Linked DNA regions of Homo sapiens: region 2 is linked to region 1. The links are chromatin loops, found by intact Hi-C in ENCODE. Cell type or tissue: endothelial cell of umbilical vein. All regions are shown on one strand. Links, peaks and the distances in the headings refer to the core of each region. The heading gives the core; the rest is flanking DNA. Region 1 has its middle 81 kb from the start of GPRIN3. Region 2 overlaps CCSER1 (coiled-coil serine rich protein 1).

Evidence for each region. Hi-C counts contacts between places; a loop is a spot of excess contacts. Peaks named below come from ENCODE experiments on the same cell type or tissue, not always from the same donor. Only the 100,000 strongest peaks of a DNase experiment are listed, where the experiment ranks them.
Region 2: a loop joins it to region 1, with 17 times the contacts of the local background. A loop is called at or near these places in 5 of 110 quality-filtered maps.

The regions. Positions count from the first base shown.
Region 1 is chr4:89,218,621-89,234,839 of GRCh38, reverse strand. No RefSeq gene overlaps it. Among named protein-coding and RNA genes, the nearest start is that of GPRIN3, 81 kb to the left of the region's middle. In endothelial cell of umbilical vein, for the core only: a CTCF peak has its summit at 7,705 (motif pointing left); a DNase peak (open chromatin) is centred at 7,689.
Region 2 is chr4:90,282,831-90,299,049 of GRCh38, reverse strand. The region is part of intron 1 of CCSER1 (coiled-coil serine rich protein 1); the gene reads right to left. Among named protein-coding and RNA genes, the nearest start is that of CCSER1, 160 kb to the right of the region's middle. In endothelial cell of umbilical vein, for the core only: a CTCF peak has its summit at 5,520; no DNase peak of the experiment used is centred there.

The DNA.
Region 1 (16,219 bases), core at 6,598-9,097:
TGAGTTATAAACAAGAATTACAGTATTACTTACATGATTATTACATGAGACTTGGCATTTTAAATTTGAATTGAGACTATATTTGCAATTTTGAATGACCTGTGGCTGAATCAAGAAGTGTACCCAAAACTGAAATAGATGTTGTCACTAATGATGACCTTACCGTGATTATGAGATCTACTTAGCCCCTAAAGGCATCTACATTTGTGGCTCCTGATCGTCTAGAGGCCCCAAAATTACTGTAGGTTTTAGAGGTCAACAACAATATCAGACCCTCCACAGGGAGTGGAAAGAAAGAGTGCTGCAATTTTTTAAAGGCCCACTGTGGTAGGCAAAACCTGAAGATGCTCCCCAAGATTCCCAGCCTTGGTATGCACACACCTTTTCCCCATTATTCAATCACTGCTGGATGTAATACAGGTTGTAATTAGGGAGATTATCTGGGTGGGCCTGACATAATCACATGAGCCCTTTAAAAGACAGAGTATTCTCCTGCTGATTCCAGAAGAGGAAGTCAGAGAGATGCTCCAGCTGGCCTAGGAGAAAGCAAACGTCCTTGTGAACTGCCTATGGAGGCCACATTTGCAGGAATTGCAGACAACCTTTAGGAGCTGAGAGTGATCCCGGCTGATAGCTAGAAGGGAAACAGGAACGCAGTTATACAATTGCAAGAAAATCAATTCTGCCAACAACCATCTTGGAAAAGGACATCCAAGCTCAGATGAAGACTGCAGCCCTGATGGTCTCCTTGATTTCAGCCAGAGAAAACCCTAACCAGAGAATCAAGCTAGCCTGCCTGGACTACAGAAATTGAGAGATAATGAATTTATATTATATTAAGTTGTTAAGTTTGCAGTAGTTCATTGTGTGGCCACAAAACTAATACAACGCCATTCAGCTCAATTAGGGATTCAAAATTGCCAAAGATCAATTTTGTAGTAAAGGACTTGCTTATGTCCATGCTACCCAAACCAGGACACACAAACCCTTCTATCCTGAAGCATCGATTTTACTGAAAAATGTGATGGTAGTTTTAATGAGTAAATGCTGAAGTCATTTTAATATTGTAGCAAACATAAATTTATTGTACTAGATATCTTTCATTTTCTCTTCTCTATTCATTCTTCACCCTTATTCATCTTGTCCTATGCACTTGGAGGCTGACTTGCATTGGCAGATTCAACAGGCTCCCTTGCCATCCTGCTATCCATTGCATTCAGCCATTCAGAAGTGCTGGCTAGAGGCGGTGGCAGGGAAGAGAGTAAGGTTGGAGCATTTGTTTCCTGAATACTCCCACCCCTAATAGGATGCCTCATGTTGGCCATGTCAAGCTCAACAAATTCAGAACCCCTACCAGGCAGATCTCTCCATTAGGCTGGGTCCTGTCAACTCCTCCTTCCCTTTGACTTGTCAGGCCTAAGAGGGATGTGCCTGACCCCAGTTTGTCGCTAGACAGTACTGTGCTATTACTTTGTGATTGCCCTAAAACCTACCTATACCTTTATAAATAATCTGTTTATAACACTCTCCTCAGTTACCCAGTTTGAAAATGACAGCTGTCTCCTGCCAGAAGCTGACTGATAGAGGCATCAAAGGACAAATTCACAGTCTTCAAATGATAAAACAGGAGATTTTAGACCGATTTTTCTTTGGCTGGCTTCATCAATTCCCCTTTACCCTGCAGTTTTATAAGTTTACTATTCTCACCCACCTTTAGGGATAGTACTGCATAAAATTTGAAAAGCATTTCTTTGTGTAAATAGTGTAGATCATATGTATAGATGATTTTCTTTACTATATGATAAAGTGTCATTTTCAGTAAAAGAGAAGCTACTGATGTAAAATAGGTACTAACTTGTCACAGATGTCTTCATGAATAAATATTTCATGAAATTATATGCCTCAATTTCCCCATTCACAAAATAAGACAGTTAGTATTATTTGTCTCTGGTCACAACTAAATTTATATATAAATTGTATCAGTCTGTTTTCACACTGCTAATAAAGAAAGACACACCTGAAACTGGGTAATTTATAAAGGAAAGAGGATTAATGGACTCACAGTTCCACATGGCTAGGGAGGCCTCACAATCATGGCAGAAGGCAAATGAGGAGCAAAGTCATGTCTTACAAGGCAGCAGGCAAGGGAGAGAGCATGTGCGGAGGAACTTTCCTTTATAAAACCATCATAAATCATGAGACTTATTCACTATCATGAGAAAAGCACCAGAAAGACCCACCCTCATGATTCAATTACCTCTTACCGGGTCCCTCCCATGACACATGGGAATTATGGGAGCTACAATTCAAGATTTGGGTGGGGACACCGTCAAACCATATCATAGGTGATTATGCTTTGATATTTTCTCCAGACTGTTTCAATAATTAATAATAATGGCTGAGGTATATTAAGTGTTTACTACATACTAGACATTATTCTATGTTTCTTATACATAGAATGCTGGGAGGGGCTGCCGTGAAGGTCACTGACATGCCCTATGCCCTGGAGACATTTTCCCCATTGCCTTGGTGATTAACATTTGGCTCCTCGTTACTTATGCAATTTCTGCAGCCAGCTTGAATTTCTCCCGAGAAATGGGTTTTTCTTTTCTATCAGATTGTCAGCCTGCAAATTTTCCAAACTTTTATGCTCTGTCACCTCTTGAGTGCTTTGTTGCTTAAAAATTTCTTCCACCAGATACCCTAAACCATCTCTCTCAAATTCAAAGTTACACAGATCTCTAGGGCAAGTGCAAAATGCCACCAGTCTCTTTGCTAAAGCATGCAAAAGTGACCTTTACTCCAGTCCTAGTAAGTTCCTCATCTCCATTTGAGACCACCTCGGCCTGGATTTTGTTGTCCACATCACTATCAGCATTTTGGTCAAAGCCATTTAACAAGTCTCTAACAAGTTCCAGACTTTCTCACATTGTTCTATCTTCTTCTGACCCCTCCAAACTCTTCTACCCTCTACTACCCGGCACTGGGTAGTTTATAAAGGAAAGGACTCACAGTTCCACATGGCTGGGGAGGCCTCAGGAAACTTACAATTATGGCTTAAGTGAAGGGGAAGCAAGAACCTTCTTCACATGGCAGCAGGGAAGAGAAGTGCAAGCAGGGGAAATGCCAGATGCTTATAAGACCATCAGATCTCGTGAGAACTCACTATCACAAGAACAGCATGGGGAAACTGCCCCCATGATCCAATCACCTCCCTCCCTCAACAGGGGGATTATAGGTCGCTCCCTTGACATATGGGGATTACAATTTGAGATGAGATTTGGGTGGGGACACATAGTCAAATCATATCAATTATCTTATTATGCTTCACAATAACCTACAATGTAAACATTATTATTATTGTCGTGCCTGTTTTATGGATGTCGAGCCAAAATGCAGATTGGAGCATATAGTGAGTAAATGGTGGCACCAAGACTCAAACCACTCAAGCCTGGTGTCATCATCCAGGCACCTAACTAGGCACTGCATTGTTGCACACTAACATGCTGATAAAAACAAAAGTGATTATCAGGATGTTAAATACTACTTGAATAAAACCTAATGGTTTTCTCCTTGTGACCTACCTGATACATTCTCCTATTGACCGTTACAATGTTTTAGTAACTCAATGTTTCGGTAACTCAGAGAATTATTTGATGTCACTAATATAGTAACAACTTTCCCTAAATCAAAGTCAGAATATAAAAAGGGGAACAATTACTTTTAGAGAGTAAATAAGGATCACTCAAATATATTTCCTCTAAATAATATATAAAGTGGCAGAAAAGGAAAAAAAACAGACTAAGCCATCAAAATATCCACTCATTCTCTATGCAAACCTCATATTCACATTAACAAAAATTTTGTCATGACTGCATAAAACATAGGAAAACACTAAGAAATGATGTAACGATATAAAGAGAAAAGCTATAAAATTATTTGCCCTTTTCTTGGGAAAAGAAAACAACATATGGGTGTATGAAGGCATTTTATGTTCAATCTGAAGTACAGTTGTACAAATTAAAGGCTATGTATTGTCTCGTGTAGCAAATGAGATTGCAGCAAATGACATTGCTTTCTACCCTCACTAGTGTTTTAATAATTAAGTTAAATTTTTATAAACGTTATACATGCAATTCATAAAATATATGAACAAGCCTTGAGCATATTTGAAAATAATTCATAAAATTATTGGAAAGTATAAATAAATGTTTAATTTTACCACCAGGCTCCTTGATGAAAGAACTGAGACCTAATACAATTTCCTTTTTCCCTCGAAGGTGAACCGCTCATTTAAAGATACTAATCTTAGTAACATTGGCCCAAGGTAGGGCTTTAAAGTAATTATGAATTTAAAGATGATGCAATCATTTCATTTTGTGACAATTTTTTATCTATTTTCAAAGGAGGCACATTGCAACAAAACAGGAGCCAGCAACACATCTGACACAGGTGAAGAAGGAAGGCTTGATTGCGGTCATCACTTCACAATGTATATGTATATCAAAACATGTTGTGCACCCTTAAGCCATACAATTTTTATTTGTTAATTATATCTCAATAAAGCTAGGGAGAAATTTTTAAAAATAAATGTTTTTATAAAGGAAGGAAAGGAAGTCACAAACACAACGCATTAGTACTCTTTGGGAAAAGTATCAGAAACACTAAAGAAATAAGCACTGACACAGATGATTTGCTAGATAACTGGTCAATTTAGGAAAAACAAGAACAGATCATATCTCCTTCTGAAAACTTTCCAGGGCATAATAACCAGCTCTGCCTATATTTGGGAGAATTTTTCTACATTAGGTCAAATGTCAACCTGAATCTGAATCCTAGAACCCAAAATGGATTCAAACAAAATGAAATCAGAAGAACCACTCTTTTACTCAACAGACATATATTACGCACCTGCACCCAACATGTATTAGAAATTTGAGTGACCCTCAGCCTTACCCTGCAGAGGCTCCCAGATACATAAACCACTAAACACAGCAATATGAGAAGGGCCATGTTAGAGCCATTATCAGTTACTTTAGGAGCCCAGAAGTTGAGCACTGGCCCTGCCTATAAAGTTCAATCATGAAGATAAAGAATGGAAATAAAAGAACACCGTACACACTGTCTGTGTGTATATTTGCACTCCTGTATATTTATAGTTTCTTGTATTATAATGTCATAAGTTATTTGTCACTGGACACATAATACCCACCACATAGGTAAATTTTTACTAATGTAATTTTTTTAGGTCACATAATTGATTAGATGTGATACTTTTAAGCGGACTGTAACATGAAAAATCACTGTGTGAATGAACACTGAAAAGAAAAACTTTTATGTATTATATTATATATATATATACAATATGAGGAGATGATACAGTATGATATATGACATGGAGAGATGAACCTTCATTATTCAGAACCCCTAAATCATGTCTGGAACCAGTAGTTGAGGAAGATACATCTGATTCAAAATAATTTTTAAGAGTGCTTTTTTGTTCCTACAAAACATATAAGGCCCACTGTTTCCTTTTGTTTTTACCTGTTGTGTTTGTGATCTATGGAACATATATATAACAAAGAATGCCAAATATCAGTTCAGAAAAAAAAATGGCCTACCAGTGTTCAATGTTTCCTAATACAAAAACAATAAATCACATTATATTCTTCAGTGAAAAAGTCATGTGAATCAACACAAAATTGGTCTAAAACAGGAATCTACTTCTCACGTGCTCACCTTGGGTGCCCTCTAACTTGGTTTGCCTTGAAGTGCTCAGTATCCTCACACCCCCATACTAGGAACTACAGTGTAGAAGGAGTGTTCTCACATAGCCATCAGGAATTTGGTATGTCAGTATTTGAGGCAGATGCAATTTAGTGATTGCACTCTTGTGACAGCAGATACCAATTCATTAGCAGCCCTGTTCAGACAACAGGGCTCCTCACTGTCCACGTCTTGCCTGGTTATTGATGAACATTAAAGAAGCAACAGGAATGAATAAGAAATTATGCCATTGGTCTAAATCTATCTAATGCATCCTTTCAAGTTCTTGAGAGACAACACATTTATTTTTCCAACCTTGTCCTACATGGTCAAAAGTTGTACAGTTCTGTTCATAATGCTTATCTGTGTTTAGTGCATGTCTTAGTCATGGAAACAGGCAAGGTTATGGTGGCCTGGGTTTTCTTTTTTAGTCTCTACTATACTCTTGGGATATTGAAGAGTCTTCAAAACCAAAATTATCCCAGTTTAATTTAAAAGAGCCAGAGAGAAATCCTCTTTTCACAATTTGACTATTCAACCTATAGATTTCAGAGGGTTTCTATCCCCCTAACATGAATAGGAGTAATATTAAAATCTTCTAAGCCCACACGCTGCCTATAATATAAGCTGACACCTTTAAAGTGTTAGCGTTTGTAGCCATCAACACCACTCCTTGATGTCGCCTGCACCTGGCACACCATTCCTATACGTCCCTCCAGTAGAGACAGGCAGAAACTACATCCCATTTATGAACTAGCACTAGAAATTGTATAGCATCCTTTCTGAGATACTCCATTAGTCAAGGCAGTTACAAGCCCTGCCTAGATTCAAGGGGAGAAAACAAACCCCACTGAGAAGTGTGTCAATCGCCTTGTAAGGAAATCATGTGAGTTTGATAACCATATTGGTGCCGCCATCTTTAGAACATAAAATCTGTGCTCTGTCGTACCCTTCCTCCAAAGGTAAGGCGGGCCCAGTTCTTAGACATATAATGACCTTTCTCTCCTGGTTCAGTTGGAACCAAAGACTTACTTTACTCAGCTGTAGTATCAGTAATTAATAACTTTACATCATTCGTGAAAGTTCAGCTAGAAATGAATAATATTTAAATTAAGAATGCACTACGTAAGACTTTGTAATAAACTGTCTAATTGGAAGTTTATTGCGAGGTTAAGTCTCTTAAACTAACTTCCCTAATGAAACGGAAAAATTTTTTTAATAATTTGGCAAAAATAAATATTGAATCCTAAATTTAAATAAGAGAAGGAAACAGTAATTAATTGAAATCATTTATACCACATCGTTATCTAAAACCTGGCTGTTGGTAAGAATGGCATAACATTCCATTTTAATTTTTAAATATAAAGTTAATTAACAGATTTCTGGACTATGGACTTTAATAAATTATCAGTAATCACTAACAAAATAATTATTTGAATAATAAATGCCTTCTAGGTGTTTGAAGTTCCTCAAGCTGGTGGAGGGGAAAAGGAGTTTCCTCATATATTTCTTAAATCTCTTAGTTTTCCACCTTCAAACGTCTGTATTTTTTCTCTTTTGCAAGAAACTTTCAATTAAGCAACCATAACTTCAAGCCTTTGTCTAAATCATATTAAATTCTGAACAGACACGTTCCAACATGATCGTTGATCAAACTTGAGAGCAGGGAAGCAAAAAGAAAATCTACGTAGATACATCTTCATTTCTGTACCCTGTATGAAAAAAAAATGTAGTTACAATATCGCCAAGGTCTTCTCTGGAATTTGAGACCTCAGTAAAAGCCTTTTCCGTATCCATGGATTAAAGAAAAAGAGAGTGAACTGCCCTACCCTAAGCGTTGGAACCTGGAGTTAGCCTTGCCAGGGCAGTGAAACCCAAGGAATGAAGCCACGGGTTGCATGAGAAAAACCAAGCTGTGACTGCCCTCTGCTGGAAAGGTCTGGATGACCTGTCTCTGAAACTCTTGGTAGGCCCTAGAGGTAGTTCCCCTCCACTCTCCCTCCTGCCAACTGTGAACAAAAGTTCTCTGAAAAGGAATTTGAAGGAAAGAGACTTTATTCCAGTGAACAGTTTGCTAACTGGTGAGACACAGCCTTAGGTGTAAAACAAAGGTGGTTCCAGAGAACAAAGAAAGAGTGTGGGTTTTATAGCAAAAGCTTCAGCCCAGCTTCCCGAGCAGGTCCTTTTATGTAAACAAAGGATTCAAACTTCCTTATTGCTGATTGGCTGACACAGCTGAGTTCTGATTGATTGATAGAGCCAAGCTGTGACTGGTTGGTTCAGGTGAGCTCTGAAAGTCCCAAAGTTAAAAAAGTGTGGCTTTTTGTGCATCTCAGAGTATGTGTGTGAACTTTAGTCAGCACATAGCTCCTTGGTCTATTTTAAATAGCCACTTGGGATCCATTCTGAAGGACTGACTCTTTCAAGTTCACATTTGTTCACACAACTAAGCCCATAAATGCCCCATCAGCTAGTTGCTACAACCTCCACCCTGTCTGCTCCAGCCTGCCACCATGCTAGATCTTTCTTCTCCTTAGGTCTGTACTGTGACTTCTTAATTAGTAGTAAGTAAGCCGTGGGTCTTTGCTTTCCCCATTAATTGCCAAGGTGACATTCTGCCACAAGCCTGAGACATCTGTCTCTTCACCAATTCCACCCAAAAAAACTGAAGTATTTTATCTTTAGAGATGAGATGGGCAAAATAGGCTACAAGCATAGCTGACTGCTGTACAATCCACTCATGCCTCTGAGTTATCTTCTTTAACACACAGCTATTCTAGAATGGAATAGAAAGGTCTATGCCCTACAAGAGACCCATGCGTGAATCGTAATGTGTATGCTAACTAAAATAACATATTTCTAAAGAACTTAATTATAATTGCATAATTGTAATTACTTTTGTCCTAGATTAACATATTTGAAAAAATAAATTATTTACATAATTCAAAAACCTTGAGCTCTTACCCGTCTGTGGATTTGAATGACCATACATCATGATTTAAGCCAAAATTTATCTGATTTATCACGCTTATCTGTACAATTATCAGCTACCTCCTTAATTATATTTCACATAGCCACCTCTGACAATCCCTGGGGAGTTACACAAATGCCCACAAAACAGTAAAATTGTATTCTTCCCCTCCTCGCTTTTAGATGGTTTCTGCTGTTTGCAAATCCATCATAAATACCATTACCACAGCTCCAGGTACTTTCTGGGGATTGCCTGCCAATCCCATGAAGTTGTCTCCCTGACTTTCCAATGCCTAAAGACCCTTGAGCTAGTGAACCCTATAGTTTTACTGCACTTAAGCTAAACTCAATTCAGCACATAAGGAAAAATAATGGTGTCTCTAGGTAAGGATCAGAGAAAGCCCATAAACCTTGGTGAAACTGAGAGCTAAACCTCCTCTTAACCTCTCTATCTTATAGTCTCTGCTGCCCCAAACTCATCCTGCCTTTATTATCTGGAGAGCAAAAGGAGAAAAAATCTTTCCCCCTCCAAATTCTGTTCTCCCATGCACATTACCTATTAATTCACTGATAGATCAGCTCTCTTGGTAAACCAGTTTATTCAACGGAGTAGATGGAGGGAAAGGTAATAAAAGAAAGTCTTGGTGGTGATCAAATTTGAGAACCCTGAGCTATGTTGTGTTTAAGCCCCTCTACAGGACTTTTTTTTCTTGATGATAAAACTTCTGACATCAATTTGCTCGCCAGGAATGTGAAAGTTTTTCTTATCTAACTTTCCTGGAGTACTTTCTCCCTATCACCATTCCTACCACTACCACTTCCAACCAATCCAATACTTATTCTCAATTTTTCCTCCCTTGCTCTGTCTAATAAGCATTATATATCTTATCTATGAAGTACAGTCTGTCTCTAGGTAGCTCTATACTGCAGGGATTTTTTTTTTCAGCTCGCGAGACTAATTTTTGTGTTTTATTGTCTAAACTCTTTTTATTTTTCCTACTCTCAGATGTCACCAAACAGCAATTTAAGAGTTTGATGTTGATAAGCCTCTTTATATATTAAAAAGATAATAATATTTATAACTTATTGAGTGCTTTAAAGATATCATCTTATATTATGTCATACTGTGATCAATACATTCCTATCCTCATTTAGAGAATTTTTTTAACAGTGATTTATTCTTTAAAAAAAAATCAATAAGATGACAGAGCAAGGACTCAAAACCAAATCTGTTTGTTTTCAAGTCCATACCCCTACATTTCTGCTCAGTAAAAGTTGAGAATAAGGAAGGAAACAAAAAGAGGCCTCTGCAACCAAAATAAATGTCACAAAGTCCATGTGCTAAAGCTCATTAACTTATCCCAGAGGGAATCCCTCAGACTCATAATCAGAGCCTATTCAGTCTAATCCTTGTCACAATTCTAGATTACCTGTTTTCTACATCTGTGTCAGATAGGAAACAGCATGTTGAAAGCACTGAAAATAACAAGAGATGTAATTAACATATTTGGCGTAAGGAAGAGACATGAAAGCTACAAAAATTAGTCTCACAAAGTGAAAAAAAAATCTGCAGGATAGACCTACCTAGAGGCAAATACCTCTACACTCTAGTATCAAATGAGTGCAAGAGTTGATTTTCATAAATCCTAAGAACATCTTTTTGTTGTTCTTATACCCCACTTACGATAACTCCATTAAATCTTCCAAAAGACAAGAATCAGCAGCCCTGTGTTCCCATTTGTAATCTTTTCTTTCTTAAAGATAACTTTCTGCTTTAAATATCATAGTACCATTGTTGGAAAACAATTGTTTTTGCCCAACATGAAAACTTAATTTAGGAAGACACTCAGGATTTTATGTTAAAGACTCCATACAGTATAAATCCATTTTTTATAAAGCTCAAAAAGAAGCAAAACAAAACAATGTGTTATTTAGGAATACATGGTGGAAACAATTTTTTAAATGCAAAGGAATAATGACCTTAAAATTTGACCTAGTGCTGGCTGGGCGTGGTGGCTCATGCCTGTAATCCCAGCACTTTGGGAGGTCAAGGCTGGCGGATCACCTGAGGTCAGGAGTTTGAGACCAGCTTGACCAACATGGAGAAATCTCTACTAAAAATACAAAATCAGCCAGGCGTGGTGGCGCATGCCTGTAGTCCCAGCTACTTGGGAGGCTGAGACAGGAGAATTGCTTGAACGCAGGAGGCAGAGGTTGCGGTGAGCTGAGATCGTGCCATTGCACTCCAGCAATGGCAATAAGAGCAAAATTCCATCTCCAAAAAAAAAAAAAAATTGAAATAGCACTTCCATCCTGGAGGTAAAAAGGAGATAAATAAGCAAATAACCCAATTTACAAATGGGTAAAGGAGTTGAACAGACATTTAGCCAAATGACCTGTGCCAATAAATTATACCAATAAGCCAATTGTCACATGAAAATATACTCCACATCATTATTCATTAGGGAAGTACAAAATCAAAACCACAATGAGATACCTTTTTTTTAACCCATTAAGATAAGCATAATAAAAAGCCATGCAATAACAGGTCTTGCCATAGATGTGGAGAAACTGGAAACTCATACGTTGCTGGTGAGAATATAAAATAGCACAGCCATTTCAGTAAACAGCTTGTCAATTTCTTTAAAAAGTTAAACATTGACTTACCATATGACCTAGCAATTTCACTCTTTTTTTTTTTTTTTTTTTTTTTTTTTTGAGACCGAGTCTCAATCTGTTGCCCAGGCTAGAGTGCAGTGGCGTGATCTCAGCTCACTGCAATCTCCACCTCCCAGGTTCAAACGATTCTCGTGTCTCAGCCAAGTAGCTGGGACTACAGGCATGAGCCACCATGCCCAGCTAACTTTTGTTTTTTTGGTAGAGATGGGGTTTCACCATGTTGGCCAGGCTGGTCTCGAACTCCTGAACTCAGGTGATCCACCTGCCTCAGCCTCCCAAAGTGCTGGGATTACAGGCGTGAGCCACCATGCCCAGCCAGAAATTTCACTCTTCAGTGTCATAAAAACTTGCACACAAATATTCATGGGAGTATTATTCACATTGGTCAAAACCTGGAAATAACCGCAATATCCATTAATGAGTGAACAGATAAAATATGATCTAGCCACAGAATAGAGAATTATTCAGCAATGAAAAGGAATGAAGTGCTGATATACAGCATGGATGGACCTCAAAACATTCTTGATGAAAGAAGCCAGACACAAGAGAACACCCACTGTATGATTTTATTTAAATGAAATGTCCCGGAAAGATAAAAACCGTATATAGAGACAGAAAGTAGATTAGTGGCTGCCTAGGACTGGAGGTGGAAATCGGGAGTAACTGTAAATGGACACAAATGACTTTTTTTTGAATAATGGAAATGTTCTAAAACTAGATTGTGATGATTGTACAACTCTGTAAATATACTAAAATTCACTGAATTGTATGCTTAAAATGGGTGAACTTTATGGTATGTAAATAACACCTCAATAAAACTTTTTTAAAAACATAACAGTTTCTAACTTTTTCCACTTTAACATTTTAATCACCTACCCACATTACTCAAAATTCTTATGAAATGTTTCTTAGTTGAAGAAACACATAACTATGCTGTTCATCTCCTTCTAGTTTGCATAACTGTCAGGTGGAAAGGAGAGACTTAATTACCCACAAATTACTCTCATTATCATCCCTACCAATTTAAACAACCACAGTGTGCTTATGAGTAATGTCACTAAAAATGTGCTAGTTTGCAGTCCCACCGATGACAGGAAATAGTGATGACTAGTGACCTGTGCACCATTGTCCTTGATCACATGGGCACCTCTAGCTTGCAGCCCTGCCTATGCCTTAGGTCATACCACAATATATCCACCGTTTTTAATCTTTACATCAAAGAATGGAAGTTGGCCCTAGCTCTTTCATTTAAAAAAAATCAGAAAAACAAACACTATATGGTATCACTTATATAGGGAACCTAAAAAAGGTAAACACATAGAAATAGAAAGTAGCATGGTGTTTGCCAGGGGTAAGGGAGTGGGGGAAATAAGGAGATATTGGTCAAAGTGTATAAACTTTCAGTTATAAGATGAGTACATTCTGGGGATCTAAATCTAATATACGAGTAAGTTCTAGGGATCTAAATTTAATATACAATATGGTGACTGGAGTTAACAATACTGTGTTTTTACTTGAAATTTTCTAAGAGAGATCTTAAATGTTCTTACCACAAATAAAGGTTAAGAAAACCTTTCTTAATCAATCAATTTTTCCTGGCTGTCTTTTAAAAATATATAAATAGATAGTCCACCTGTAGAACAAGATGGAAAAGTAGATGAACATGGTTGAATGTCATCAAATCCTACAAGAACAAAGAAGATCAACTTGGAGAACTTGGCCAGGTTTAAGATTTTTCTATCATGTATATTTCCCCAGAAACTCAGGTGCCTGTTTCTGACATAGCTGTTTTTAATGGAGACATGCTCTTTAAATGTATGTCTAGTGTACTATTGTTCTATGGGTTTATGGGTGTTTGTTCATTTTTTAAAATAGGCTATTTGGAAAGCCTTTTAGAAAGAAGGCCCTTGATGAAAATGCCTTTGTTTATCCCTTTTTTATAGAGCCCATTATCATCAGTTCTTTCTACCCTGCAAAATAAAAAAGTTGTTTGGGGAAACACAGCACAGACTGGCATATTTTTCTCCAATCAGTAGTGTGATGCAATGAGGAGAAAGCTAGAAGGCCAAGGCAGAAAAGCCACTGGAGTGCATTAGCACTGAAATGCTCACAGCCTAGTTTTCTATTACTGGTGGTGCAGCAGGAAAAAGCAACAGTGCAGCAAGGGCACAAAATGAATTCTTTTCCTCTTTATTTATCGCTTTCTATTCAACCTGACAGAGCTGACTGGCAGGAAAGAAAACAGCACTCCCGAGAGAGAATTCTCCACTTGCTGATAGGGTAATTTAGATTGAATAAGTGTTATTGATCATCTTCTATGTATCCTGGACTGTATTAGTTTTCAGTATTAGGTAGTTCCCCTTCTCTCAAATATCCTCCTCTTCCATCTTTTAATAAAATTCCATTTCTTGGAGCCTGGAACAGAGAAAAAGAATATTAGTGGAAAAATGGAGAAATTTGAATAAAACCTATAATTTAGTGATAGTGTTGTAACAATATTAATTTTCTAGTTGTGCCAAGGATATATAAGATGAGGGGGAAATTGGGTGAAGGATGGACATAAGTTCTATGTGTATTGTTTGCAAATTTAGGGGGAAAATCATAACCCTCTACATTTGTGGCTGGAACACAGACTTCTGTTACAAAAGACCGATTAACAAGAGAAAAACAAACAGAAGTTTATTAACATGTATATTTCATATAAACATGGAAGACACCCAGAGAATTAGTAGTGCTCGAAGAGTTGGCTTTGAATTCTGGCTTATATGGCATTTTCAATTCTAAGAGAAGTAACAACACAAAAGAAAATAACTCTGAGTTTCTATGGACAGCCAAGTGGGGAAAGGTAAATATATGGCAGATAAAGACTAGTGAGTAAAGCTTGCTAACATAAATTCCTCTGGTATCATCTCCAAGCAGATGAGGGTCTAAAGCTTTCTTCAGGGGTTAACCTTTGTTCTTGCTCTAGGGGAGAACAAAGGGTAGGGGCAGAATACCTTTTGTGTTTATAAATCTATGTCCTGCTTTCAGGCAAATAGAGGGAGGGCAGAGAGCTCTGCTGTATCTGTTTCTTCTTAAATGCCTTCAGCTCAACAGTCCTTAATGCTATGGTAAGGCATATTCTGGTCTCCCACACAAGTCTTCTGTAAATCCAAATATACAGCCATGTGTCATTTAATGCTGGGATACATTCTGAGAAATGCATCCTTAGGCAATTTTATCATTGTGCAAACATCATAGAGCTCACTTACATAAATCCAGAAGGTATCGCCTCCTGCACACCTAGGCTATATGGTATAGCCCAGCAGTCCCCAAACTTTTTGACACCAGGGACCAGTTTCATGGAAGACAATTTTTCCATGGATGGGAGTAGGGGGTGGGAATGGTCTTGGGATGAAACTGTTTGACCTCAGAACATCTGGCATTGTTAGATTCTCATAAGAAGCGTGTGACCTACCTAGGTCCCTCGCATACACAATTCACAATAGGGTTAGCGCTCCTATGAGAATTTAATGCTGCCGTTGACCTGAAACAGGAGGTGGAGCTCAGGTGGTAATGCTGCTTGCCCACTGCTCACCGACTGCTGTGCGGCCCAGTACTTGTACTGGTCTATGGTCCAGGAGTTGAGGACCCCTGGTATAGCCTATTACTCCTAGGCTACAAACCCGCATGGCATGTTACTGTACTGAAAACTGTAGGCAATTGAAATACAATGGTAAGTATTTGTGCATTTAAACATAGAAAAGGTATAGTAAAAATATGGTATTATAATCTTATGGGTATAGCATTTATGTGGTCCATTATTGACCAAAATGTCTTTATGCAGAATATGACTGTAATAAATACTTTCTAAAGAAAAAATTTCAGGAGAGTTAATAAACTCAGAACAACGGGAAAAATTACTCCTCATGTTAGACTTATTAACTGACATTACCTTCCCCATGCTGTCTGCTTCTACACCCTTGGTTAGAACTAAAATTTTATAGTACATTCTCTGATGGACTTTTTAAATTTTGTGTAGCACATTCTAAATCTTATCACTATAAGTTTAATCTCACCTATTAGGTGGCATTTGTATATGTTTAATCTCACCTATTAGGAAGGCAGAATGGGTTAGAACCAGAAAAATATGAGTTTAAATCCTAGTTCTACCAACCTAGGTCAAATGACTTACTTTCCCTAAGCCTTGGACACTAAAAACAGTGAGGATAGTAAGTTAACCATAAGTTATTGGGAAGATTAGATGACACACACACATAAAGATCTTTGGACAATATCTGGCACAGAGTTGATGCTCAAAATATGTATTCTATTGCGGTTCCCATTACCATTATCATTAGCTAAGTTTCTTGGCACAGGGACATTCTTGCTGAAGTTCACAGAAACTTGAAATGTGAATGCTCAAAAATGGGTTAGTGAAGTGAAGTGGTTTCAGAGTATGGCTTTGCAGGTTTATATGTTTGTCAAACATTCTCATTTTACCAGTATTCTGCTCTAAATTAGTGTTGTCCTTGTTATATAATTTTCAACTCTCAAAAGTACATATTTATATTCTATCTAGCCCATCCCTTTGAAGTTTCTTGTCAACCTACAGCAAATAAATGACGTTTTTTTCTACAAAGATACTGAGTAAATATTAAATGTTTCCCTTTTCTATTTCTCTCTGTGAGGCAGGACCTTACCTCCCATTGCCAGCTCACTAGCTTGGGTCCCATTCCTGGACTTGTCAGTACCTTTTCAAGGTGACCCTGCTGAAAACCCACAGTGCTTGCACAACTTTGTTAATATCTTCTGTATTAGTCTG
Region 2 (16,219 bases), core at 4,529-7,028, 1.1 Mb before region 1:
ATACTCAGCCAGATACAATCTTAGTTTTTAATGACCAGAAGAAACAGAGAGAAAAGAGAAATAGAGAAAGATGGGCTTTGGTCAGATTTAGAAAGAAGTTAGTGGTAAAAGAAGAAAGAAGTGTAAAAGCATATGACCCAGGCTTAAGTAAATAATAAGAGGCATATTTATGTTTAAATAATCTTACGGTTCCATGTACTAAGGTTTAGACACAGTGAATGCATAACTGTTAAGAATTCAGACTCTGATACAAGAACAGCTGGGTTTAAATTCAACCTGCTCCTGAATGACTACTGGGTACATAACGAAATGAAGGCAGAAATAAAGATGTTCTTTGAAACCAATGAGAACAAAGACACAACATACCAGAATCTCTGGGACACATTCAAAGCAGTGTGTAGAGGGAAATTTATAGCACTAAATGCCCACAAGAGGAAGCAGGAAAGATCCAAAATTGACACCCTAACATCACAATTAAAAGAACCAGAAAAGCAAGAGCAAACACATTCAAAAGCTAGCAGAAGGCAAGAAATAACTAAAATCAGAGCAGAACTGAAGGAAATAGAGACACAAAAAACCCTTCAAAAAATTAATGAATCCAGGAGCTGGTTTTTTGAAAGGATCAACAAAATTGATAGACCACTAGCAAGACTAATAAAGAAGAAAAGAGAGAAGAATCAAATAGACGCAAGAAAAAATGATAAAGGGGATATCACCACCGATCCCACAGAAATACAAACTAACATCAGATAATACTACAAACACCCCTACATAAATAAACTAGAAAATCTAGAAGAAATGGATAAATTCCTCGACACATACACCCTCCCAAGACTAAACCAGGAAGAAGTTGAATCTCTGAATAGACCAATAACAGGAGCTGAAATTGTGGCAATAATCAATAGCTTACCAACCAAAAAGAGTCCAGGACCAGATGGATTCACAGTGGAATTCTACCAGAGGTACAAGGAGGAACTGGTACCATTCCTCCTGAAACTATTCCAATCAATAGAAAAGAGGGGATCCTCCCTAACTCATTTTATGAGGCCAGCATCATCCTGACACCAAAGCCTGGCAGAGACACAACCAAAAAAGAGAATTTTAGACCAATATCCTTGATGAACATTGATACAAAAATCCTCAATAAAATACTGGCAAACCGAATCCAGCAGCACATCAAAAAGCTTATCCACCATGATCAAGTGGGCTTCATTCCTGGGATGCAAGGCTGGTTCAATATACGCAAATCAATAAATGTAATCCAGCATATAAACAGAACCAAAGACAAAAACCACATGATTTTCTCAATAGATGCAGAAAAGGCCTTTGACAAAATTCAACAACCCTTCATGCTAAAAACTCTCAATAAATTAGGTGTTGATGGGATGTATCTCAAAATAATAAGAGCTATCTATGACAAACCCACAGCCAATATCATACTGAATGGGCAAAAACTGGAAGCATTCCCTTTGAAAACTGGCACAAGACAGGGATGCCCTCTCTCACGACTCCTATTCAACATAGTGTTGGAAGTTCTGGCCAGGGCAATCAGGCAGGAGAAGGAAATAAAGGGCATTCAATTAGGAAAAGAGGAAGTCAAACTGTCCCTGTTTGCAGATGACATGATTATATATCTAGAAAACCCCACTGTCTCAGCCCAAAATCTCCTTAAGCTGATAAGCAACTTCAGCAAAGTCTCAGGATATAAAATCAATGTACAAAAATCACAAGCATTCTTATACACCAATAACAGACAAACAGAGAGCCAAATCATGAGTGAACTCCCATTCACAATTGCTTCAAAGAGAATAAAATACCTAGGAATCCAACTTACAAGGGATGTGAAGGACCTCTTCAAGGAGAACTACAAACTACTTCTCAATGAAATAAAAGAGGATACAAACAAATGGAAGAACATTCCATGCTCATGGGTAGGAAGAATCAATATTGTGAAAATGGCCATACTGCCCAAGGTAATTTATAGATCCAATGCCATCCCCATCAAGCTACCACTGACTTTCTTCACAGAATTGGAAAAAACTACTTTAAAGTTCATATGGAAACAAAAAAGAGCCCACATTGCCAAGTCAATCCTAAGCCAAAAGAACAAAGCTGGAAGCATCACGCTACCTGACTTCAAACTATACTACAAGGCTACAGTAACCAAAACAGCATGGTACTGGTACCAAAACACAGATATAGATCAATGGAACAGAACAGAGCCCTCAGAAATAATGCCGCATATCTACAACTATCTGATCTTTGACAAATCTGAGGAAAACAAGCAATGGGGAAATGATTCCCTATTTAATAAATGGTGCTGGGGAAACTGGGTAGCCATATGTAGAAAGCTGAAACTGGATGCCTTCCTTACACCTTATACAAAAATTAATCCAAGATGGATTAAAGACTTAAACGTTAGACCTAAAACCATAAAAACCCTAGAAGAAAACCTAGGCATTACCATTCAGGACATAGGCATGGGCAAGGACTTCATGTCTAAAGCACCAAAAGCAATGGCAACAAAAGCCAAAATTGACAAATGGGGTCTAATTAAACTAAAGAGCTTCTGCACAGCAAAAGAAGCCACCATCAGAGTGAACCGGCAACCTACAGAATAGGAGAAAATTTTTGCATCCTACTCATCTGGCAAAGGGCTAATATCCAGAATCTACAACTCAAACAAATTTACAAGAAAAAAAACAACCCCATCAAAAAGTGGGCAAAGGATATGAACAGACACTTCTCATTTTTAAAACCGTCTGTTACAAATAATTTCAAAATATTTGACCACATTGATCACTTTGACTGCACATGACTGAATAATTGTTCACTGTCAACAAAATAGTTTAGTCAGGGAGCAAAGAACTGACAATATTATGAACATTCAAAGACTGTCTCAGAGTCTGAACATGATTTCCAAAAGCTGAATTTGATAAATTTGTTGAGCGGTGGCAATGTCAGTATAACAAAAATACAACTTTAAAGAGGATAGCACACATCTTAAAATATATGTTTATTAGTAAAGAGCAGTTGTTTTTTTTTATAATTATATCTTCCATTGGAGAATTGGCTTGATTTTAAAACACTGATTTCAAAAAAAATGTCATCACAGGTCCAGGATAGATTTCCTAGAAGCAGAGCCTGAGTAAGGAATTCTTGTTCAAACATGAGAAGCTGATTAAAGAAAGAAAGTCTAATAAGATGGGGACACTGGGGATATGTGGATAAGAAGCTAAGCCAGGATGTGGTCAAAACTGGACACTAGCTTCAGACTGATCCCATGGGAAAGCTCTGGAGCACTAATTGATACATTAAGACAGGGGCTGGTCTTTGGTATCCTATGCCAGTCAGATAATTAATATCTGGAATATATAAAGAACTATAAATCAATAAGAAAAAGAATCTAAAATCAAAAATAAGTGAGCAAAGAATAAGAACAAGTAATTCCTGAAAGAAGAAATACAAATCACCAATGAATATATATTTAAAATACTCAAACTCATTAGTAATCGGGGAAATAGAAAGAACTCCTATGAGCCAGTAAGAAACAGAAAACACAAAGAATAAAAGGGAGCAAAGAATAGTAACAGGAAATTTATAGAAAAGGAAATATAAATCACTAATCAACATTACGAGCAGATATTCAACTCCATTATCAACCAGAAATAAATACAATATTTTTCATTTATAACTTTTTAAAACTTAATAATATCAGGTTTGGTGAAAAAGTAGTATATATGGACAGACATTTACAAAGAAATCCAAATTGTTAAAGTCATTTAAAAATTAAAATTATTTATCAAAGTATAAAATGAAAAAATAATTCTACTTCTCAGCATTTACCCTAGAATAATACTCACAGATCTGCTCAAAGAAGCATGTACAGGGATACTCAGGCTTATTGTAGTGAAAATATAAAATAATATAAATGTTCATTAATATGAGAATTTTTAAAATTCTAAAAATGGTCTATTTATTCCACAGCATAATATATAAGAGCTAAACATATAAGGTCAAAGATATGAACAAACAAAGGAAAAATTTCCAAGGCATTGTGTTAATAAAATCAAATTGGTAAGTGATATACTATTCGGAATACATTTTATGTCAATTCAAAATTTATTATCAAATAGTATGTATAATATTAAATACTCTGCAGAATCATATGTGTGTATGATTTTTTTTCTTCCTGAAAAAAATCTTGAAGGATGTACTTCAAAGCATTAACAGTGATTACCCTTAAAGAGGGCCTTTGAATTGAGGTTGTCGTCAACGGGGACATGGTGTTATATGTAATACGATGCTTCAACAATCAGAATGAATTCATGAATTACTTTTATATTTAAGACTTTAAAAATCAAAATAAGGGAGTATGAGATATATAGCCTATTTAAAAACTACAAAATATGGAAGGATATAGAAATACGCATGTAAATGTCTTAAAAGCAACTTGGAAGATACACAAAAATTATTAACAGTGGTTTCCACTGGGAAGGAATAGGAGATTGGACATATCAGAAAATGCCTTTTCTAAAAATAATTTCACCAAGTTCGACAAAATACAAACATCAATTCCTAGTGTTTTAATAACTGCTTCAATTTTTATAGTTTAATATAAAATATTTAAATAAATAAAACATATGGAAGTGCTAAGAATCCTTAAAATAATATAAAGACTTTGTATTTTTTTTCCTTTTTATGGAGAACGGGGTCTCGCTATATTGCCCAGGCAGGTCTCAAATCCTAGGCTCAAGCTATCCTCCTGCCTCTGCCTCCCTAAGAGCTGGGATTACAGGCATGAGCCACTGCGCCCGGCAAGACTATTTTTTATTAAACTACATTTTAATAGTAAAATTTATACTTTATATAGATTTTCAATCCAAGTGGTATCTGTTTATAAATTGGGATCAACTTTTGTAACAGCTCGGATTCTATCTGGTTTCACTATTGCAAGCTATTTCCTGCCTCTTAGAAAAAAAGTCAATTTATTTTAACAACACAATAATTCATCTAAAATGGCAGTGAGCCATAAGACACAAATAATTCACTCCAGGTTTTTCACAATCTTTTTAATGTTTAATATTTCCATATTACAAACAATAAACCACAATAGATTTTTGTATGTTGGTTAATAAATTTAAGTAATATGATGATTTAGAAGTATGTAGCATTATGACTTTTTCTCATTAATAACAAATTGATGCCATTATACCTCTTCCTTTCAAAGCTAGTTTGTCAGTTTATATTTTACTTATTTTTAAGTAAACTATATATCTGAGATGCATGTTCTTTTGAGACATCTATAATGGTTCGTTTGTTTACTGTATATTAAAATGACTGGATTTGCCTTAAATTTTTTATTTTCTTTAAATTTTTTATTTTCTTAAATTTAAAAAATCTTTGAAAAGATCTTTAAAAAATCTTCTTAAATTTTTTATTTTCTTTTTTTATTTTATAAAATAAAAATAAGTTTATAATAAATAACCTGCAGTTTCATTTACATAGCAGCAGAGGGTGCAGGAGATCTTCCTTTTTGACGGTAAAGTTAATTTTTTATTCTAACTCTTATTGGGCATTTAATTATTAAAAATATCACAAAATCCTTAAAGTATATTAACAAATTAAATCTTTTTAAAACAATTAGTATCTGATAAAAATAAATTGCCTTTTAGATCAAAGAAAAACTCGATTCAACTTGAAAGCTTGAAACAACAGAATAATAAAAATCAGAGTTTCTAAAGTTTTTCTCTTATAAATATGTATAGGATCTATATTTTTAAAGGGATTCACACTCATATATATATCAATTCAAATTTATTTTTCATTTTTCTGATAGTTTCTTGTTGTTTTTGAAACATCATGAACATATGTCTAAAATAAAACTGTACTGCTTTGTAGAAAACATATTAGTGTAAAAGATGTATAAAGATGGTAACATTTTATTCTGATTATAAATTTTAGGTATCACTTTATTTTTTATTGTATTAAACATACTCCATACAGCAGCTAATAGTAACAGATACGAACGTAAAGAAGAAAATGAAAAAACTATCTTATATCAACATAGGATGAATACCAAAGTCTGAGAAAAAGAATTTTAAAGTACTAATCGGAATACATGTTAGGATAGTAAATTAAAAGGTGGCTACATTGGACATTTATAATTATTTCTGTGTCTGTGTGTGTAGAGTCAGTAATACAGATACCTGACAATAAAAATCAGTATAGGCAGTAATATGGAATCCAACATTTTCAGTGCATGTTCTAGTTCAAACACAAATGTTAGATCAATAGAACTGAAAGTCAGCATTGGTCTGGTGAAAGGAAAAAAAAAATATGAGTATATCCACAAACAATTGCAGCTTTTTTTTTAAGTAAGTGCTGTTATAGGTGTCTCCTATATAATGCTGACTGCAGCATGTTAAGGAATATGCTGATTTCCATTCAGTCATGTATTGGCATTGTGTACTAATTCTGTTACAATCATGTGAAAAACAGAATCTTGGGTTTGGCTTTTTTAAAAGAGCTGTCTTTGAACTCAACATATAATGATCACATTCATTAATAACACTTTCACAATATATTTGTGGATATAATTTCTCTTGGGTTCTGTTTCTCTATTATTAAGATTAGACAACTGATTAGATGAATTATGTGAGCCCCTCTGATTTATTAAAACATATGCATGCAGTCTGTGAAATTTAGTACACATACAAATATACATACACACATATATACTCATATATATCTGAATATCATTTTTTCTAGTTCAAAGTTAACAACAAACTAGAATCAATATTCCATAGATATGAAGGGAAAAATAATGTGTTATAAGCCATTACCACTAACACATAAATGTAGTGTGTTACAGAAAAAGAGAGGAAAAAAAGAGCAAAATGATAGTAAAGACAGTCAAAGTATGTCTGGTATATGATAAAATTAGAAATGTGATGACAAGTTTGCCTTCCTCTTTTACTTTAATTGCTAATGTAATCAATGGGCTTAACCAAATCATATACCTATTTTCTTACATTTCTGCTATTACTTAATGTTTTGGTTTGTAATTCATGAGTTAGAACAGGGATATAGGTTTTAGAACCAAGGAAGTATGTCTGATAATTAACATATTTACATAATATAACATTCTAATAGAGTGTCAGATTGAAATTGTTTCAAGTTATGGAGAAATAAGTTTTAAATTGGTGGCAATGTTAAATATTATACCAATAATTAACAAATTCACCTAAATTCATAAATTTTATTTCAAAGTAGACTTTACTAAATATATTAAAGCATATTGCCTATATTGTTCTTTGACTTTAAAAGTTTTTTTAAAAGGAGTTACATAATGAAGATTATAATAAAGGAGATACAACAAATTTAGCTCATTTCTTTCCTTTCTTAAGAAAACCCTTTAAACTTTGTTAATAAATTCAGTAAATTGTCTTCTTTGAGACTATGGGACTGCATCAAATATCACTATCAGGAATGACTAAACTATATTGGGTTTATACTAATATATTGCTAATTTGACAGAATAATAGGTAAGAAAGCATTCATGAGAAAAGGACTTGTGTTTATGGCACAAGGGCCTTTTCAGCTGTGCCCAGTAGCAAGGGTGATGTGACCGACTTGAGTGGCCACTAAGTGGGGATTTTGCATCTTGGAACATTTAGGTAGTTCTGCCTTGGCGACCAACTATTGTATTGAATTTTATATTTGGAAAATGAACTTGTTTTTTGAGGATAATAAATGGAAACCTAAACTAGTTAAGTACTTCACTCAGAAACATGCAAATAGTAGCTGCACTAACATTTATAGAACACAGTATTCCTGATAATAGAATTAAATCTAATCCAATCAAATAAAAGCAGAGACTCTCACTGCCAGAGATATGTCCTTATTTCAATCAAGTAAAAACACTCTTGCTCTGTAAGCACCTGATATCTCTTGTAATTGAATATTGTTTTATTTTTTATGACTTTGAAATAAAAATTATTTTTAAGGAATATAATTATTCCTATCAGATAAATAAATTTGGGTTCAGAAAAGTAAAGGCAAATCTAAATTTTAATCTAGATCTTGCTGATGCTAAAGACAAATTCGGAAATTATAACAATGATGAATGCACAAGAAAGATATCCTGATATTACATATACAACAGTAACAATAACATCATATAATATTGCAAAATAATATTCTGAATGCTATTGCTGCTCTAGGAATGTTTCATTGGAAGTGGCTTAGTATTCCAAATTAGTATTCCAATGACAGATCCACTGTTAGGTAATCAAGAAAAGTTTTAAGCGACTTTCCAATCACTATAGTTCACAGGAAATACAGAAAATATTAATTCCACAAGGGAAAAAAATGCAGCCACTAGCAACAATTTCAACAAAAAACAAGCGAGCGAGAGAGAGAGAGACAGTTGTACCGTCCTACAGATTTCCTCAGGCTAACAGTTGCATATTCAGAATTGAATACTAAACAAGTACTTATGTAGGATCTGAGAACATTTTGTGATTCAAAATAAAATATTCAAAGAAAGAAACAGACATCCTAGCTTAGACAGAGTGGAGAAAGAATATCATACAACAAACATAAGGGTACCCAGAAACTGGAAGGAAAACCTAAAAGAGACCCTATTTGCTTTGTTTGTAGAAAAACCACATACTGGCATTGGAATCCTATGTATATATTTCCTAGCATATAGTATACACTATATATAAATGTTCGGTAATATAAAAAATAATTACTGATGAGGGTCAATGTTGCTCAAAACATTATTTTAACTTTCTTCTGCACATCTTAGTATAGCATTCTGGTTTGGTCCTGTATAATATATGGGTTAACATTCCAGACTACAGTTAATGGTAATGGAATATACATTTCAAAATAGCTAGAAGAGAATAATTCAAATGTACCAGGAGTTAAAAATAAAGATAAATATTTAAGATAATGAGTATTCCAATTACCCAGATTTGATTATATAAATATATCCAATATCACATGTACCCTAAAAATATGTATACCTAATGTGTATTAATAAAAAATTCTGGAGACATATTATCTAGGTTTGGATTTTGGTTTCTGCTCTCACTAACTTTGGGCAATCTACAGTATTTTAATCTCCCTTTGAGCTTCAATTTCACAATGTGTGAAATTGAGTCATACATAGCACCTACCATAAGAAATTTAACTATTATAAGGACTAAAGAAGTTGAGGGCTTAGACCTCTGCTCAACATAAAGGGAAGCAAAGGATAAATGTCATTATTTTTATTACAAAATTAGGTAAAGTGTTTTAACCTTTTTAATTTAGTCAAGAGTTTAAGACATCAAATTCTTGACTGAATACTGTGAAAAACTACTGAATCAGCACCCTCTACAGAACTGTGTTTTCTTAATAAACTTATTTGCATCTATGTGAGCTACAAATTAAGATTGTACAAATTTGAATAAAGAGATACTATCCCTGTAAAATTTATTAGGGTAAAGGAGTGTACAGATACTCTGGAAATGAGGAAAGATAGTGGTCTCTTATATTCCATGTGAAAGATGAACTCTCTTTTTCACTTTCTTCTATATCAAGTGTACTTTATACAGAGATATTTTGAACAATTTGATGTTGCTCACATTGTCTAGCACAATAATTTCAAATTATCTTTTTACTAAAATAACTTTGAAAATCTACATAATCTCTAGAAGACCTAAAAGTTAACCATTAACAAATTTCCTATAAGGTAAAAGGACATATTTTTCTGACTGTTATATGCTCTAAGTGGGCTTAAAATATATTTTCATCAATACTGTCAAGCCACATATTTAGCTTATTTGATTTAAGAAAAATATATGCAAATGTGTGTCACAATGCACTTGGCAAAGCAATCCTCTTTGTCAAACAAATCATCCAGTCAAAATTCTTCTTCAGAAGAAAGCATCAAGTAAACCTGTTAATACCCCACAGCAACATTCTTACTTTCTCACTTCTGGAATCCAAAGGGAGAGAGGAGGAGAGGAGGAAGGAAAGGGGAGAATGGCTCACCAGAATATTGCCTCTAGGAAACAGGGCACTGCACCTTCCAATATTTATTTAGGAAGCCCTCAAAAGACTCCCTGAGTAATTTATCCCTTGGTTGATACACTAGAGGTTTTTAGAAACTGAACAATGCATCCTAAACAGATTCACAAGTGAATCTGAATTCATAAATTTGCTTGTTTTTTTGTAAAGTGGGAGATTGTGAAAGAAACATGAGGAAGATGACTGACAAAACTCAGAAGCTTCTCAAACAAGTAATTTGTATGGAAAATCACAAATAAAAATTGAGAATTGAGAAATTAGTTATCTAAAAGGTATCCATGCCTATGTAGGGCAGGGGTGTCCTTTACACCCTGATTATTATACTACAGTCTGAATACCACTCTTCTAGCACAAAATACTAAGTGAATTCTCAAATAATTCAAAAACAGGAAACATATTCTCCTCCAGGCACAGAGGATTCAGAAGGGAATTAGAGGGGCTAGTCCCTTTTCTGGAGGAGTATCTACTCCAATGAGGGAGACAGAATATAAACAAAACAAATAAGCATATTAGATGATCTTTAACAGTGATGTATGTCTTACAAAAATAATTACTGTAATGAGATAAATAATGAAGAAGACAAGTATGGAGGTGGTGATATTTGAGCTGAATGAAGAAGAGTGAGAAGAACACTTCCAGCAGAGGCAGAATCAAGTGCAAACTCCCTGGGGCAGGCCTGATCATTCCAAGTAGCAGTGTGAGTAAAGGGAATAACTATTTGAGATGAAGTGTCAGGAACTTAGAGGTCCAGATCCTTGTAGGGAGCTAAATTAAGAGAGATAGCCTCTTTGTACAGGATTGATTGCCAAAACTAGCCACCCAGTTAGGATTCTATTGCAATAATCCAAAGGAGAGATAACGACATTCTCGCTTAAATAGCATGGTACAGATAAACAAGATAACAAACTTGGTAATCTTGTGGGTAACACTAGTAATAATTGTTTATTGATAGAGGGATGAGAGAAAGAAAAGAATAAAAAAATGCCCAGGGTTTTTTTTGTTGTTGTTCAGTTGGTTTTTGTTTGTTTAAAGTTGTTGGTTTGTTGTTTTGCTATTTGTTTTAACTGGGAGAAGAAATACTACTCAAAATCACAATCACAATGGAAAAGTCAGGATGGAATAGAAAAATGAAACATAAATACATAAAGTTTCAAATTAGATTAAATATTTACTTGTAAGTAATTTCTTTTTCATATTTAAAGCAAAATGTTCCTAAAATAGACTCTTTAAAAATAAATTCATTTCTAATATCAAAGTTGGAAATTTTGGGGGACATGAAGAATATAAAAAATGGAAAACGTCTAATCTCATGAATCTACTATGTTAGTTTATTTTTAAATGCAGGAATCCTTTACATGGCATTATGTTGAATGAAACATGTTCTTATCAGAACTATGTCCTCATCTTGAATGGCTTTGTGAAAACTCTGATGAGACTCATGTAACATGGAAATAATGCAGAACAGTGAGGAGTCACCGAGATAAAGTGCCTATGCAATGTTGTATCCTGCTAAAGAATTTCATACATATTATCAACTCTTCATGAAAGTTTTAACAGATAGGATTTCTTAAAAGGAGTTACCACAAATTACTTAAGGTTTCTCCTATTATAAAACATGTAGGTAGTTTCAATCATTGGCTATTTAAAATAGCAATATTTACTATATCACTATAAAGTAACTTATACATTTTACTTCTAAATAATAATTTTATAGCATTAAATGCTTCTGATTTTGGCTGACCCTATTTTGTAGGGTTTTTTTTTAATTATTAATGTAAGAACCCAAGGTGATGCTTTTTTGAATTTCAGATCAATGATTCTATTGCTTCTTTTAGGAGCAGTAGCAAAGTCCTATGTGTAAATCGCTTCTTGGAAAAAAGTAAAGCAGTCATAAAACCTAAAAACTCATTCATACCACCAGGGTACCATTTAGTAAATTACCACCACAACACACTCTGGCTGCAGCAACCTGAGGCAAATGTGTCTAATCACACTACATTATTTTTCTTCAAAATGTCTCTCTCCATTCTGCAATGATTAATTCACTTGAGGCCATGCAGACAGAGAAAGAACACCTCTTTGTAGCAGTTTAAGAAATCAAGTCATGAAGACAGGCCACAGGGTGAAGTTTCCAAAGAACAGTGATATTTCCAAAGAATGTAAAATCTGTTTATAAGTTAATGACTTAACAAACTTTATTAAAATTCTACTACTACATGGGAGATCTGCATTAGGCATAAAGGAAAATGCAAAATAAATATAGAATGTTAAGTGTATGAATTTTTCTAAGCCAACACTAGCCCTGTCCAAGACTGAGAAAATGTATCTGTTACAAATGTTCAGTAAAATTAAATTATTTAAAGCTTCAAAATTTCACTTTGCATAAGAAATCACATTTTAAGTTGTGAGTCAAGTCATTTTTTTATTTATGTTATATTAACCTTTATGAAAAATAATTTTTATAAAAAAGCATCCCCATCAATAAACTGTGTAAGTGGCACAAACTATCCAAATAATTCTATAAAATTTTTAATGAACTAAACTGTTCTTCTGCTTTATTGAAATTGTCACCTTATGTGAAATCATAGTCTGCTTCACTTTCTTTTACAAACAATAAAATTGCAAAATATTTCTAAAATGTATACAATAACAGGTAGTGAAAGAGAAACAGTACTAGGAAGTCTCCCAATGAAAAAAAGCCCAGGACCTGATAGCTTTACTGCTAACTTCTACCAAACATTTAAAGAAGAACAAATATAAACTGTTTAAACTATTCCAAAAAAGTTGAGGAGGAGAGGCTATTTCCAAACTCATTCCATGGGGCCAGTATTACCCCAATACCAAAACCAGACAATGACATGACAAAAAAAGAAAAATGCAGGCCGATATCTCTAGTGAACATAGATACAGAAATCCTCAAGAAAATACTGGCAAACTGAATTTCAGAACACATTAAATAGATCATTCATCATGATCAAGTGGGATTCATCTCAGGAATGCAAGGATGCTTCAATATACTCAACTCAATAAAGGCAATAAATCACATCAACAGAATGAAGGACAAAAACACATGATCATTTCAATAAGTGCCAAAAAAATCATTTAATATAATTCAACATCCCTTCATGATAAAAGCTCTCAACAGTGTGAAAGGAACATACCTCAACATGATAAAAGGCCATATATGACAAATCCACAACTAGCTATGTATTAAATGGGAAAAAACTAAAAGCCCTTCCTCTATAATATAGAAAAGACAAGGATGTATGCTTTCATCACTTTTATTAAATATAGTACTGGAAACCCTAGCCAGAGCAATTAGACAAGCTGAATAAATAAAGGGCAACCATATTGGAAAGGAAGAAGTCAACTTATCTTTGATTGCAGATAATATGATCTTATATTTAGAAAAACTGAAAGACTTAACCAGAAAACTATTATAACTCACAGACAAATTCAGTAAAGTTACAGGATACAAAAACAACATACAAAAATCAGTACCATTTCTATTCACCAACAGTGAACAATTTGAAAAAGAAACTAAGAAAGTAATCCCATTTACAATAACTAGAAGTAAAATTAAATACCTACAAGTAAACTTTACAAGTGAAAGATATCTACAATGGAAACTATAAAACATTGATGAAAGAAATTGAAGAAGATATGCACAAAATGGAAAGATATTCCATGTTCATGAATTAGAAGAATCAATATTGTTAAAATGCCCATATTACTTGAAGAATTCTACAGATTCAAGGCAATCTGTATCAAAACACCAATGACATTCTTCACAAAAATAGAAAAAAATTAAAATTTATATTGAACCACAAACAACCCAGAATAGCCAAAGCAATTCTGAGCAAAGAGAACAAAACTGGAGCAATTGCATTACCTGACTTCAAATTAATAACTTTGAAACAAGAGCTACAATAACCCCCAAAACAGCATGATACTAGCATAAAAACAAACATGTAGACCAATTGAACAGAATAGAGAACCCAGAAACAAATCCATACATCTAGAGTAAACTCATTTTTGACAAAGTTGCCAAGGATATACCTTGGGGAAAGGACAGTCTGTCTCTTCAATAAATGGTGCTGGGAAAACTGGATATCCATATGCAGAAGAATAAAACTAGACCCATATCTCTCTCCATATACAAAAATCAACTCAAGGCCAGGCACAGTGGCTCATGCCTGTAATCCCAGCATTTTGGGAGGCCAAGGTGGGCAGATTGCTTGAGCTCAGCAGTTCAAGACCAGCCTGGCAACATGGAAAAACCCTGTCTCTATGAAAAATACAAAAATTAGGCAGGCATGGTGGCACATGCCTGTGGTCCCAGCTACTCCAGAAGCTAAGATGGGAGGATGGCTTAAGCCCAGGAGGCTGAGGTTGCAGTGAGCCATGATTGCACCACTGTACTCCAGCCTAAGTGACAGAACAAGCCCCTGTCTCAAAAAAAAAAAAAAAAATCAATTCAAAGTAGACTGAAGACAAACCTAATACCTGAAACTATAAAACTACTAAAATAAAACATTGGGGAAACAATCCAGGACATGTGTCTGGGCAAATATTTCTTGAGTAAGATCACAAAAGCACTGGCAAATAAAGCAAAAATGTACAAAAGATATCACGTCAACTAAAAAAGCTTGCTTGTGCATAGCAAAGAAAATAATCAACAAAGTGAAGGGACAACCCACATAGTGGGAGAATATATTTGCAAACTACCCATATGACAAGGGACTAATAATCAGAATACATAAGGAACTCAAATAAATCAATAGCAAAAATGTAATAAGAAAAATAATACAATAAAAATCAGCAAATGAACAGACATTTCTCAGAAAAAGACATTAAAATGGCCTACTGGTATATGAAAATTGCTCAACATCACTAATAAGAGAAATGCAAATCAAAAATACAATGAGATATCATCTCATCCCAGTTAAAATGGTTTTTATCCTAAAGACAGGAAATAACTGATGCTGGTGAGGATGTGGAGAAAGGGGAACCCTTATACACAGTGGGAATGTAAATTAATATAGCTACTGTGGAGAATATTATGGAGGTTTCTCAAAAAACTAAAAAAAGAGCTACCATGTGACCCAGCAATCCCACTGCTGGGTGTACATCCAAAAGAAAGGAAATCAATACAACGAAAAGAGATATACATTTCCATGCTTACTGCAGCCCTATTCACAAGAGCCAAGATATGGAATCAACCTAAGTGTCCATCAACATATGAATGGATAGAGAAAATGTGATCCATATACACAATGGAATATTATTCAACCATAAGGAGGCAGAGATAAAGAGGGATTGCTCGATGAGTACAAAAATGCAGTTAGATATAAGGAATAAGATCTAATGTTCAATAGCACAATAAGGTGACTACAGTTAAAAACATTTTATTGTATATTTTAAAATTACTAGAAGAGTGGAACTGTAATGTTCTTAACATGAAATGATAGATCTTTAATATTATGGATATCCTAATTATCCTGATATTTTTCCAATTATCCTGATTTGATCATTGCATGCTATATGCTTGTATCAAAATATCACATGTACCCCATAAATATGTGCAACTGTTAGGTATCCATAACAATTTAAAAACATGTATAATAAAAATACAAATAAAAAATAAAATATACTTAACTTGAATATTATAAATTCTATTTAATAGAATACTTAGTGGTATACAATGCCACATAATCATTCAAAATGGTGCATGGGATCGGGGATGGTGTTAAATCACAAAATACCATGAAATATTAGCGTTTCTATTAGAAATATGAATAACCAAGGAGTTTGCTTAACATATAATGTAACTAGAAAAACATGTTATCACTAGATAACGGTCCCCCTCTGTTTCATGTAGTAGATTGCAAGGAAGAAATATACTGGAAATAAATATTCAGGTAAAGCAAAGCCGTTTATTTTCAAAGCATGAGAAAGCAACCTTCCATTAATGCAGTATCACAATCATTTTGTTTCCTTATACCAAATGCTTTGATGTGACTTTGATCACTTAGTACTCACCTATCCCTTTACCCTGGATAGAAAACTCTCATCAGCATCAAACGGATCTAAGAGTAGATTGAACAGAGTAATGGACCTTAATCTGACTCTTGTG